Regions from separate parts of the Homo sapiens genome. Here regions 1 and 3 are each linked to region 2. The links are chromatin contacts, found by Hi-C or POLR2A ChIA-PET in ENCODE. All regions are on one chromosome and are shown on one strand. The core of a region is the stretch at or near the end of the contact, and the rest is flanking DNA. Distances in the headings are between cores, read along the strand shown.

Evidence for each region. Hi-C counts contacts between places; a loop is a spot of excess contacts on that map. ChIA-PET counts read pairs that join two places held with the same protein, here RNA polymerase II (POLR2A). Pooled maps may share reads with other maps.
Region 1: a loop to region 2 is called in a map of CD8-positive, alpha-beta T cell, with 23 times the contacts of the local background. The contact joins the promoter of PARP3 here to the promoter of TEX264 in region 2. A Hi-C loop is called at or near these places in 6 of 168 maps with a recorded cell type or tissue (B cell, CD8-positive, alpha-beta T cell, PC-3 and 2 more), 6 of 37 single-sample maps with no recorded cell type and 18 of 50 pooled maps. POLR2A ChIA-PET finds 5 or more read pairs at or near these places in 3 of 52 experiments (A673, BJ and activated CD4-positive, alpha-beta memory T cell).
Region 3: a loop to region 2 is called in a pooled map, with 17 times the contacts of the local background. The contact joins the promoter of POC1A here to the promoter of TEX264 in region 2. A Hi-C loop is called at or near these places in 1 of 37 single-sample maps with no recorded cell type and 7 of 50 pooled maps. POLR2A ChIA-PET finds 5 or more read pairs at or near these places in 2 of 52 experiments (activated T-cell and naive thymus-derived CD8-positive, alpha-beta T cell).

Annotation. Positions count from the first base shown.
Region 1 is chr3:51,941,113-51,943,959 of GRCh38, reverse strand. PARP3 (poly(ADP-ribose) polymerase family member 3) reads right to left here and starts at 1,597. Exons shown (of 11, transcript NM_001003931.4): 1 at 1,252-1,597; 2 at 422-606. The coding sequence starts at 604. RRP9 (ribosomal RNA processing 9, U3 small nucleolar RNA binding protein) reads left to right here and starts at 2,056. Exons shown (of 15, transcript NM_004704.5): 1 at 2,056-2,179; 2 at 2,469-2,551. The coding sequence starts at 2,093. RefSeq lists enhancers at 1,592-1,921, 2,046-2,694.
Region 2 is chr3:51,669,007-51,672,540 of GRCh38, reverse strand. It overlaps TEX264 (testis expressed 264, ER-phagy receptor), which reads right to left and starts at 1,289. Exons shown (of 5, transcript NM_015926.6): 1 at 1,253-1,289. It overlaps LOC124906237 (a long non-coding RNA gene), which reads left to right and starts at 1,436. Exons shown (of 2, transcript XR_007095907.1): 1 at 1,436-1,892; 2 at 2,885-3,534. RefSeq lists a silencer at 1,124-1,553.
Region 3 is chr3:52,152,817-52,156,872 of GRCh38, reverse strand. It overlaps POC1A (POC1 centriolar protein A), which reads left to right and starts at 2,450. Exons shown (of 11, transcript NM_015426.5): 1 at 2,450-2,518. The coding sequence starts at 2,501. RefSeq lists enhancers at 1,103-2,079, 2,080-3,057.

The DNA.
Region 1 (2,847 bases), core at 348-2,847, 270 kb before region 2:
CTTGGGGGGGTCACTGCTCTTCCCTAGGGGATGCGGTGTGAGAGGACATGGCTAAACCCTGACATGGAGGTATGGGGGGTGCTGGGGGGGACACAGCTGGGCCCTGGATGGGGGAATCTGAGAGGGACATGGCTCTGCCCTGAGGGGACATGGGCAAGCGCCCAGGAGACTGATGTAGTCACAGCCTTTCCCTAAGTGCGGTGGGAGGAGGCCTGCATGGGGTCTGAAGGGCAGATGTGACCCGCCTGGACCTGACGGGACACAGCCCTGATGTCTGGGGTCAGGAGAACATGGCCTTGCTCTGGCGCTTACCTGGGGGCCTTGGGCTCCAAAACCAGAACAGAGTCCTAAGGGGGTGGCCTGGGTGTGTTTGTGCTTATCAGTGGGCAGGCTCTGGGCCTGACTGGGGACTGCAGCTCACCTGGGTCCCGGGGTTGCTGCTGAGTGGACATGTTGGATCCACGCGGATTATGCGCTTCTCTGCGGGTATGGCCTTGAGGGCCTCAGCGGTGGAGCGGAAGGGGTCCTCCTCCCTTCCTGCCTGCCGGCCCTTCTTCTTCTCAGGGCCCTCAGTCTGTACCCAGGGCTTCGGCTTTGGAGCCATGGCTGTCCTGGGGCACAGAGAGGCCCTTAGGCCTCCATGGTCTCCTCATCCCCAACGACCCACTCTCAGTCCCCACCCCTGCCCTGGGCCAGCACAGCACCAACTTGCCCCACCCCGGGTTGGCCCTTCGGTGGCCTCCCACTGCATCCTGTGTCCACTCTGACGGCATTCCCAGCCCCAGACCACACCCAGCTCTTTGTCACTCAGAAACACCCCTTTCCCCAGTCCCAAGTGCAAGGTTAGGACTCTGTCCAGTCTGCCCACTCTGGTCAACAGGGTCTGCCTGGCTCCCTACCCTCTGCAGCTCACCTGTGTGTCCTGAGGGGTAGGGAAAGTGAAAGGAGGCTCTCTCTCTTCCACTTCGGGGCTCCTCCCCCTGTGTCAGCTAGTTCAGCCCTGGCATGGTTGCCGGGCCGAGTCACCGAGCTATGGGGGAGGGTGGGCAGAGGATCCTGGGGGCAGGATTCTTGGGGCCAGATTATCCTCCCGGAGCTTAGAACCCAGAGCTGTAGAAGCCCTTCCCAATGGACTCAAGAGTTCTGAGGAGCCAGAACTCCGGATCAGTGGCCTTGAACTGATAGAGGGCAAAGGCCAGTCCCACCAGGCCTTGCCCTGCCCTGCCGTGGGCAGGACCATAGGACACTCACCCAAGAAAAGCAGGGACATGGGAGAGGTCCTGGCTGCCACCCGGCCTGGTTGTGTGCGCCTCCCAGGGCAGTCCCAGGTCTAGCAACTCTCCATGAGCCTCAGGCGTGAATTAGGGAGAGAATTCCCAACAATCGCCAGAGGCCGGGGATGAGCTTGTGTGGGGGATTAGACATCGGCTATTTGGCCACCAGTGGGGTGAAGCAGAGGCTGGGGCAGGCCGAGTCAGGCGACCAGTCCCACGGACGGGTGGACACTCGATCTGGCATATCCAAGGCCGGGGCAGTCGCGTCCGTAGCGCTGCTCATGTGGCCGGGGCCTGCAGCACGCATCTGCCGGTCGCGCGGTGACCTTGGGCCCGGATACAGACGCAGCCTCCCTCTCCCCGGGGCTGCTTGGATCCCCGTTGGGTCTAGCGCCGGGCTGCCCATGGAGGGGAGGAGTCACGTTCCAGAACGCGAAAGGGCGCCGCGTCTCTGGCGCCCCCCAGCGGCCAAGGGGCGCAAACACAGAGAAGGCTCTTGCTCCGACTTCGAAGTGGGCCAGCAGCAGAGCGCAAGCGCCACAGCATCAGGCCGGAAGCGCCGTGGAGATGCGGGCTTCCTACTCGAGCCTGGTGCGGGAGCCTAGGAACTTCAGGAGGCGGGGCTACAAGCGTGCATCCTATGGGTGCCTGGGGGCGTGGCAGAGCCTGCAGAAGGACCCAATGGAGCAGTAGGAGGCGGGGCCCGGCGGGCGGTGGAAGCCTATCAATACGCGGGGTCTTGCCAGGCGGCTGGGGAGCTGGGAGGGTTCAGCTGCCACGTGAGTTCTGCGGCCGCTGCTACACGCCTGGTGGGCAGCATGTCGGCAACAGCGGCTGCTCGTAAGCGGGGAAAGCCGGCCTCTGGGGCCGGGGCTGGCGCGGGGGCCGGCAAGCGGCGGCGAAAGGTGAGCATGGCGCTTCTGAGGGCCGCGGTCAGCCCTGCTACTGGGACAACCGTCATCCCATCCAGGGGACCTGGGTCCCGGCCCTTCCCCAGCCCTTCGCCCTGGACCCCTGCTGGAGTCAGCTTCGTCCCTCTCTCCGCGGGCCAAATCCTAGAAAGCCGTTCGCTTAACCCGGGAACCACCGCCTTCCCCATTCCTGGGGTTCTGAGGGAACCGAGGGGGGGGGGCCCTTGGTCAATGCCAGGGTGGTCTGGACCCCTGACCAAAGAAAAGACCGTATAATTCCCAGGCCGACTCTGCGGGGGACAGGGGCAAATCCAAGGGTGGCGGCAAGATGAATGAGGAGATCTCCAGCGACTCTGAGAGCGAGAGGTGAGCTATTCTTTTCCACATAGTGGGAGGGAAAACTGAGTCCCATGGTGCACGGAAGACTGAGTGAGTCCGAACAGAACTGAGCCTAGAATCCAAGACTCTGTCCCTTGGCTCTGAGATCGTGGCTGTTTCCTTTAGTTTCTGGTCCTGCAAAGTCTTGTTTCTGCGAGGTCTCTGGGTGGGAAGGACCCTGGGCCCCAATCCGAGGCCATTGAGACCTCCTTAGGTTTTGGCAGGGACTGGACTGATTGAGAAATTGCAGGAAAACAGAACAAAGCTGTCAAGTATTTCTTGCA
Region 2 (3,534 bases), core at 40-2,539:
CCACTTGCCTTGGGAATGACAAGCCCTCACCCTGATCTGCCATCTCAGCTGAACACTTCCTGTCTCCTCAAGGAAACTTAGTATCTACCTTTCTCTTCCTCTCACTTCCCAAACTGCTCAGAAAACGGCGGGGGGGAAGAAAACCCACCTGGGGGTCTCAGAGCCTTGGTCGGCACGTGGAGAGGTAACGTGAATTTCCCCTATATTCAAGAGAAAAGGAAGAAGGTCTGGGAGCTCACCTGAAATGCCAGGCTCACTTTTAGTAACTGCTGGCATCCAGTGCGGCAGGGGCCGAGCGCTCCAGTGCTGGGAGCTGAAAGAACAGTCACCCCTGCCCAGGAAATAACCACTGAGCCAACCATCATGCCCTGATTACCGTCCTCAGGGAAAGCCTACCGGTCCCTCTAAAGCACCCTCGTCCCATTCTCAAACCCCCTGTGGAAATCAGAAGCCAAACCTAGCTTTACAATGTCAGGTCTCTTCGCTAGAGCTCTGGTCACGCCCCTCTTCCTGGAGTACTCCAATCACACTTGGCGCCCAGAAACTGCCGCTGCCGCTGACCTTGGGCAGACTGCGCCCTCCCTCTAGCCTCGGCTCCCCCTCCGCTCAGAGGCCCGGGATGGACGCGTGCGGCCGGTGCCAGCGAGCCTCAGGGAAGGCTGCGCCCAGCCAGCTTCCTGGTGCCGCTCACGTGCGCGGCGGCGGAGGGCCGGGCCCTTAAACGGCCCCCGTCCTGGGCTAAACTTCGGTGCTAGCAGAGGGCGGAAGGACTATGGAGGGTGGGGGGCCGCCGCCTCCCACTTTCGGATTCCAGCCCCTGCTCACCCCGGGCCTTGCCTATTTACTCAGAGCCTTTCTCTTCGCCCACCTCCTCACGGAGCCCCACGCACGTCTGTAACTTAAAGGACGCTAAAGTTTGCAGCCCAGGCTGCGAGGCGCGGCCTTGGGGGACGGGGGCGGAGTTAAAACGCGACTCGCGCCTCTTTCCCTCACCTCCACGGCCCCGGGGCATGCCCTGCACCGGTGGCCGCGGAAGTGGGCTGCCCGGAAGAGTAGGGGCTGCCCCAAGGTCGCATCCAGGCCCTCGGACCTGGCCGAGGCCAGCTGTGGGCAAGACAAGATGCAAAGAGCGGCCCGGGCCGCGGGGGTCACGGAGGGGACACGGAGAGTCCTGAGGTCGCGCCAGGGCGGACAGGGGGAGTCCCAGACCTACGCCCCAGTGGGTATGCCTCTCCTCTGGCCCGGCCCTCACCTCAGCAGCCGCCCGCTGCGGACGCCGATCCGCGCAGGCGGCTCAGGGTTCGGTTACGGAGCCTGCGCGCGCCCGCCGCGCACGCTCGCTCCGCCCCCTCTCGCGGCGGGACATGGCCGTGGCCGTGGGCGCGTGCGCGCGGGACCCGGAGGGCGGAGGCCTGCCCCGCCCCGTCTCCATGGCAACGGGCGTGTGCCTAGCCCCAGCGCTGGCTGCGGCGGAACCCACGGCGTACCTTCCCGCCTCCAACAAACTATCCGGTTGCTGAGGTTGATTTAGCAACACCCCAGGGCATCTGGGTTGGCAGGAGCACCACAGTGACAGCCTGGCCCAGGCTCGGGTACGGGAGGCAGCCCAGTGGCCCGCAGTAGAGGGCCAGGCTGGGGACCAGGGAGCTGGGGCTGAGGAGAATTTGTACAGCCTAGGGAGGCGCAGCACAGCAGTATCAGCCTCTGGCATTTGTACCACCTTTAGTCCTGCCACTTTCTCTCACTGTGGCTTCGCAACAGACTTGGGAACCAAGAAAGGCATAGGTGAGGAAGCTGAAGCCCAGTCTGGGCTCGCGGAAGAAACTGGTGGATCCAACTTCTGCATAGCGCAAATATCTGCTTCCTGCCTCCACCCACCCATTCCCACTTCCGTGAGTATATTCATCCATCCAACACTTATTATTACTCCTTGCCAGGACAGTTCTAGGGGCTGGGGATAGAGTGAACAAAACCAAGGTTCTGCCCTCCTGGAGTTCACGTTCCATGGGAATGCCCTTCTTCCAGGCTCCTCCCTCAGTGCCCAGGTTGTGGCTGTGGGAGGCTGGTCTACCTTTGTGGTTTAGCGGTAACTTACGTGATTCCCACGTCAAGTGTAAGCTCCTTGATGATTGGTTCAATCTTCACCTCAAATTTCTGAGGACCTACAAACTACAAAGCACTCTTCTAGGGGCCCAAAGATAAAACGCTCCCCTCGTGAAAATCCCGGACTTTTGGTGGGAGGTGGGGAAGGTGACAACTATGCTCATAAGCTTGGCTACAAGACCGGCGAGGCCAAGAGCTACTTTGGTATCCTGACAAGGACTGATGTTTGGGAGGGGGATCCAGCAGATGGGAACACCACGAAGGTGGTGGTGGGAAAAGTCAGCAGTCACAGGGTGGTTCACCTTGTGGATCCCACTACTGCACCAGCAAAGAGCAGGCTGGGCACACAGAGACAGTCAAAATCCCAGCTTCCTTTCCCTCTGCTTCACATTCTTCCTTCCGCAGGCAGGGGAGTTTGAACCTTATCCACAGGGCCAAGCCTGTCCCAGCCCTCTAGGCAAACTGGCAGAACAGGCAGCTGGCCCCTCACAGGCACTCCGGGCTGGGCCAGTGCAGGTCGCAGCAGTTGTTTTACCTATGAACATCAAGCACATGGTCAAACCCTCAGCTTAGGTGCCCCAGGCAGGCGGGCTACACACTTGGTAGCATTTCCTTTGACACAAGGAGCAGCCATGGCCCGGGCTCAGAGACTGACAGCCTCTGCCTGCAGGGTCTGCGTGGTCATTTCTCCTGCTTCTCAGAAGGTGGTGAGCTTTTCCCAGGAAACCATTATAAGGAAGTGCCCATTCTTTATCTTGTTCTCTCTGCTCACTTCCCTTAGCCTGATTGGGGAACTCTAGAGCCCCACATCAGAGTTCAACATGTGCCTCAGGAGCTTCAGCACCTCTTTTGTGGGAGGAGAGTCCGCTGGTGACTGGGGCTGCAGGCCATGACATCAGCCTGCCCAGCTTCACCTCAGGCTGCTTCCAACAGTGCCAAGTGAGGTCCCTTGGCAGGATCCCTGCAAGGCAGCGGCTGGCCACCAGGAGGCAGCAGCCTACTCTACAAGGCACTTTCTTCATTCCAACCCCTTGTAACAGGTCTGAGGAAACCTGTTCGCCCAGCCATGTGCTGCAACCATCCTCCACTCCCAATCTTATCTCCCAATAGCACAGATTCCCCTATCATGAGTCCAGACTTGGCCTTCATCTCCTCTTGCCTTCCTCTGTCCAAGGAATCACTACAGAGATTCTTTCTCTATCCTTCTTTGTAAATTTCCAGAAAATTGTTTCCCCAGGGCCCCTCCCCTTGAAGAAATTAAACAGGAAGCTGGAGTAGACTGTCCCTTCTTTCCCCCACCTCTCACACTCCAAAGCTCTGTTTAACTCTGTGGGCCAGTGGCTAGATTCCCCAACATGGATGACAGAGAATACACATGCAATAAGAATGTTTTCGCTGCCACCAGCCACTCACAGACACACTGTCTCCCAC
Region 3 (4,056 bases), core at 1,201-3,700, 480 kb before region 2:
TGATCTAGGCTCACTGCAAGCTCCGCCTCCCGGGTTCATGCCATTCTCCTGCCTCAGCCTCCCGAGTAGCTGGGACTACAGGCGCCAGCCACCACGCCCTGTAATTTTTTGTATTTTTAGTAGAGACGGGGTTTCACCGTGTTAGCCAGGATGGTCTGCGATGTCCTGACCTCGTGATCCACCCGCCTTGGCTTCCCAAAGTGCTGGGATTACAGGCGTGAGCCACCATGCCGGGCTTGATCGTACAATTTATATGATTACTGAGCACTCTAATGGTAAGGAAAATTAAGACCAGCTGGTTGTTAACCTTAACTTCAGCCAAGAAAATCCCCAATTCGGCTACTTACCTAAGAACAGGTCTTAGGCTAAAGACTGCTCTCTACCATCCCAGAAGTAGGGAAAACTCAAACTTTCCTTCTCTGTTGGAAGCGAGCTCAAACTCCAGAAAGGAGTTACCTGCCTTCCATCGTCAGGGAAGCAGGAAAACCTGCCTTCCTTGTTGGAAACAAGTAAAACTCCAGAAAAAGGAGTTGTACAGTAAAATAAACTTTAGATGTTAACCAAATTTGGGAAGATCAGGAATTTTGTGGAGGGGGGCTCCCAGGCCTTAGCAAATTGTCCTGTAGATTTGAGCCATAAAGATAGCTCAAGCTGGTACCAAGCACCGATAGGAGATCTGTCAAAGGTCAGGGGCACCTCCACTCAGAATCCTTTCGTGGTTGCCAAACTGTCAACCCGAAATACCTGAGACAGGTCTCAGTCAACTTAGAAAATTTATTTTGCTAAGGTTAAGGACACACCCATGACACAGCCTCAGGAGGTCCTGACAACATGTGCCCAAGTGGCCTGGGCACAGCATGGTTTTATACATTTTAGGGAGACAAAATACATCAATCAATACATGTAAGATTTACATTGGTTTGATCTGGAAGGACAAGACAACTCGAAGTGGGAAACTTCCAGGTCATTGGTAGATTTAAACATATTCTGATTGGCAATTGGTTGAAATAATTATTATCAGTAGAAAGGGATATCTCGGTTAAGATAAGGGGTTATGGAGACCAAGGTTTTACCATGCAGATGAAGCCTCCAGGTAGCAGGTTTCAGAGAAAATAGATCGTAAATGTTTCTTATCAGACTTAAGGTTTTTGTTGATGTTAATGCTGGAGGGTATAATGAGGCATGTCCAACCCCCACTTCCCATCATGGCCTGAACCACTCTTTCAGGTTAAATTTGAGTGCCCTGGCCAAGCAGGGAGTCTATTCAGATGGTTGCTGGTGGCCTTCAAATTTTATTTTATATATATATATATTTTTTGAGACGGAGTCTCCCTCTGTTGCCCAGGCTGGAGTGCAGCGGCAACATCTAGGCTCACTGCAATCTCTGCCTCCGGAGTTCGAACAATTCTCCTCCCTCAGCCTCCCGAGTAGCTGGGTTTACAGGCGCGTGCCACCACGCCCGGCTAATTTTTGTATTTTTAGTAGACATGGGGTTTCACCATGTTGGCCAGGCTGGTCTCATACTCCTGACCTCAGGTGATCCACCCACCTCGGCCTCCCAAAGTGGCAAAGTGCTGAGATTACAGGCGTGAGCCACTGAGCCCGGCCTCTCCTTCTTTTAAAGACTGGGTTTCTAACAGCTTCTGAGGCCTTAAGGATCCTGACAGGGCCGGGCTGCACCACACTCCCTCGTGTTACAAATGGGGAAACCGGGGCACAGAGCAGAGGCGTTTTTCCTGAGATCACACAGCCAATCAGGGCGAGAACTGAGAATCGAACCTTGATCTCTCCACTCCATGATTGTGATTCCGAGTAACTCATGTTATTTTAAATCGACACTTGTCTTAAGAACGTTCGGACGGCGAACCACTGAGAGTTCCCGAGGGGCGAATACTCAGCTCTCAATAGGTTCCTGCGGGGAAAATCTGGCTGCGCCGGCGCGCGCGGGTGCTTTAACGCAATCTGGTTACAGCAACCCACGTGTCCTCCGCTTCCGGGATCCTTAAGGCCGTCGCTTCGGGTGGTAAAACCCGGCCCGCCCTCTTGTTGCCCAGGCTGGAATGCAATGGTGCAATCTCATGTTGGGAAGTGTAGCTCCACCTTCCTCCAGACATAGGGGCGTGGGCGGCTTGGAACTGCATTTCCCAGGAGGCTGCGCTCGCCGTTAGAGTAGCCGGACGACGGGCTGGTGGGGTGAACCCTTCATCCTGGGTCTTTTAATTTCTCAGGCGGAACGAGTGGCGGCGGACAGAGGCTTTTGGCTGCGCTGTCTGTGGGTTGTCTGGGCTTGGGGAACTGGGCACGGAGACCGTGGCGCCGGCCGCCGGTCATACAGCTCTGCTTCCAGTCGTCGGGCAAAAAGCTGAGGCGCTTCTCCTTTAATTGCGGTGGGCGGGGCGTGCCGACGCGGCCCGCGTTGCTATTGGTGGCCGTTGGGGGCGCGGAAACTGAACGGGCCGCAACGGCCACCGCAGCTGCCTTCGGCGCCGCCAGCCCCGCCATGGCTGCGCCCTGCGCGGTAAGCCCAGCCGAGAGCAACTCCCCAGGCCTCAGTCTCCCCGCTGGGACACTGGGCGCCTAATGGCCAGAGCGATGGCTGCGAGGGGCGGGCGGGGCGCCAGGTTCCAGGGTGGTCCTCTTCAGGTCCAGTTTACTGTCTGCGCAGGGGGCGCTGGGTCGGGCACTTTCTGAGCGCCTCCTGCGTGCCAGGCCCTGCGCTGGGTTTCTGGAGCGAACAAACAGGCCTCTGCCTCCATAGTTTGCATCCTAGCGAGGGACACACGACCAAGTCCCGACTCATGTGTGACCTGGGGCCGGTATCGGGCCTCTCTAGCCATTCTCCACGTCCTTAGCAGTGGGTGGCTGCGTGGGGTCTTGTTGAGGGTACACCCTGCTCCAGCAGGTAGGTACAGCAGGACGCTGGGATGCCCGGGCCTGCAGTGTGAGCGGGGCGGAGCCGCCCTCTCTGAGTTCACATTCCTCCAGAAGTCCTCATTTCGAGAGATTCCTTTGAACGGGCAAGGCCCTCTGGCTGATTGGAGAGTCAGGGAGGCTGGGTGGTAGCCTGTGATGCCCTGAGGCACTTGAGGACATGGACGGAGATTCCAGGCTAGGATACAGACCTTTTGACTCCTAATCTGGTACTCTACCTCCCTTCCTGTCCCCTCATGTATAAACCACTGTTGAGGGAGATGAGGCCCACATGCAGGGAACTACAGAGGGGAGGCGGTGTTGAGAGATACCATGGGACCTACTGGTCAGGGGTGGACCTGAACTTGCCTCTGCCCACTGAGCCTAGGGGCGGACACTCTCTTACGCATGTTCTTTCAAGAAGCTTAGGTGAGAGCAGAAGGCTCTGTTGGGGACCCTCCCCCAGCTGCTCCTCCCTCTGTTGTTGAAAGGAGACTCTGACAGGTGCGTTAGGGGTGGAGCTGGGCACAAGGCCATAGGGCCTTTGTTCTGGTTACTGCTCTGTAGGGTGGCAGTGGCTTTGCTGTGCCCCAAGGACATCCTTTCCCAGGAGGAGCCTTTGGGCTTCCTGGAGCACCCAAAATGCTTCTTTGAGGTTTCTGATACTTAGAGTAGGGGGAGATGTTTGGATGGCTGAATTATAACCCTTCAAGTGTTAAGACACAAGCTGCTATTGGATGGAGAGAGTCTCCGGAGTATTCTCTCTGGTGTTTTAACTTTATTAAGTTATTCATACACCACAGAATTCACCTTTTAAAGTGTACATTTCAGTAGTTTTTAGTACATTCACAGTGTTGTGCAACTGTAATCACTAATTCCAGAATATTTTCATCATCCCAAAAAGAAACTCCATACTCAATAACAGTCATACCATTTCTTCTCTTTCCCCATTTTCTCCCAACCCTTGGCAAACTAATATATTAATACTTTCTGTCTCTATAGATTTGACTATTCTGAACTTTTCATATGAATGGAATCAGACAAAATGTGGCCTTTGGTGTTTGACTTCTTTCACTTAGCATGTTTTCAAGGTTCATCCATGTTGCAGCAAGCATCAGCACTTCAGTCGGTTTTATGGCTGAATAA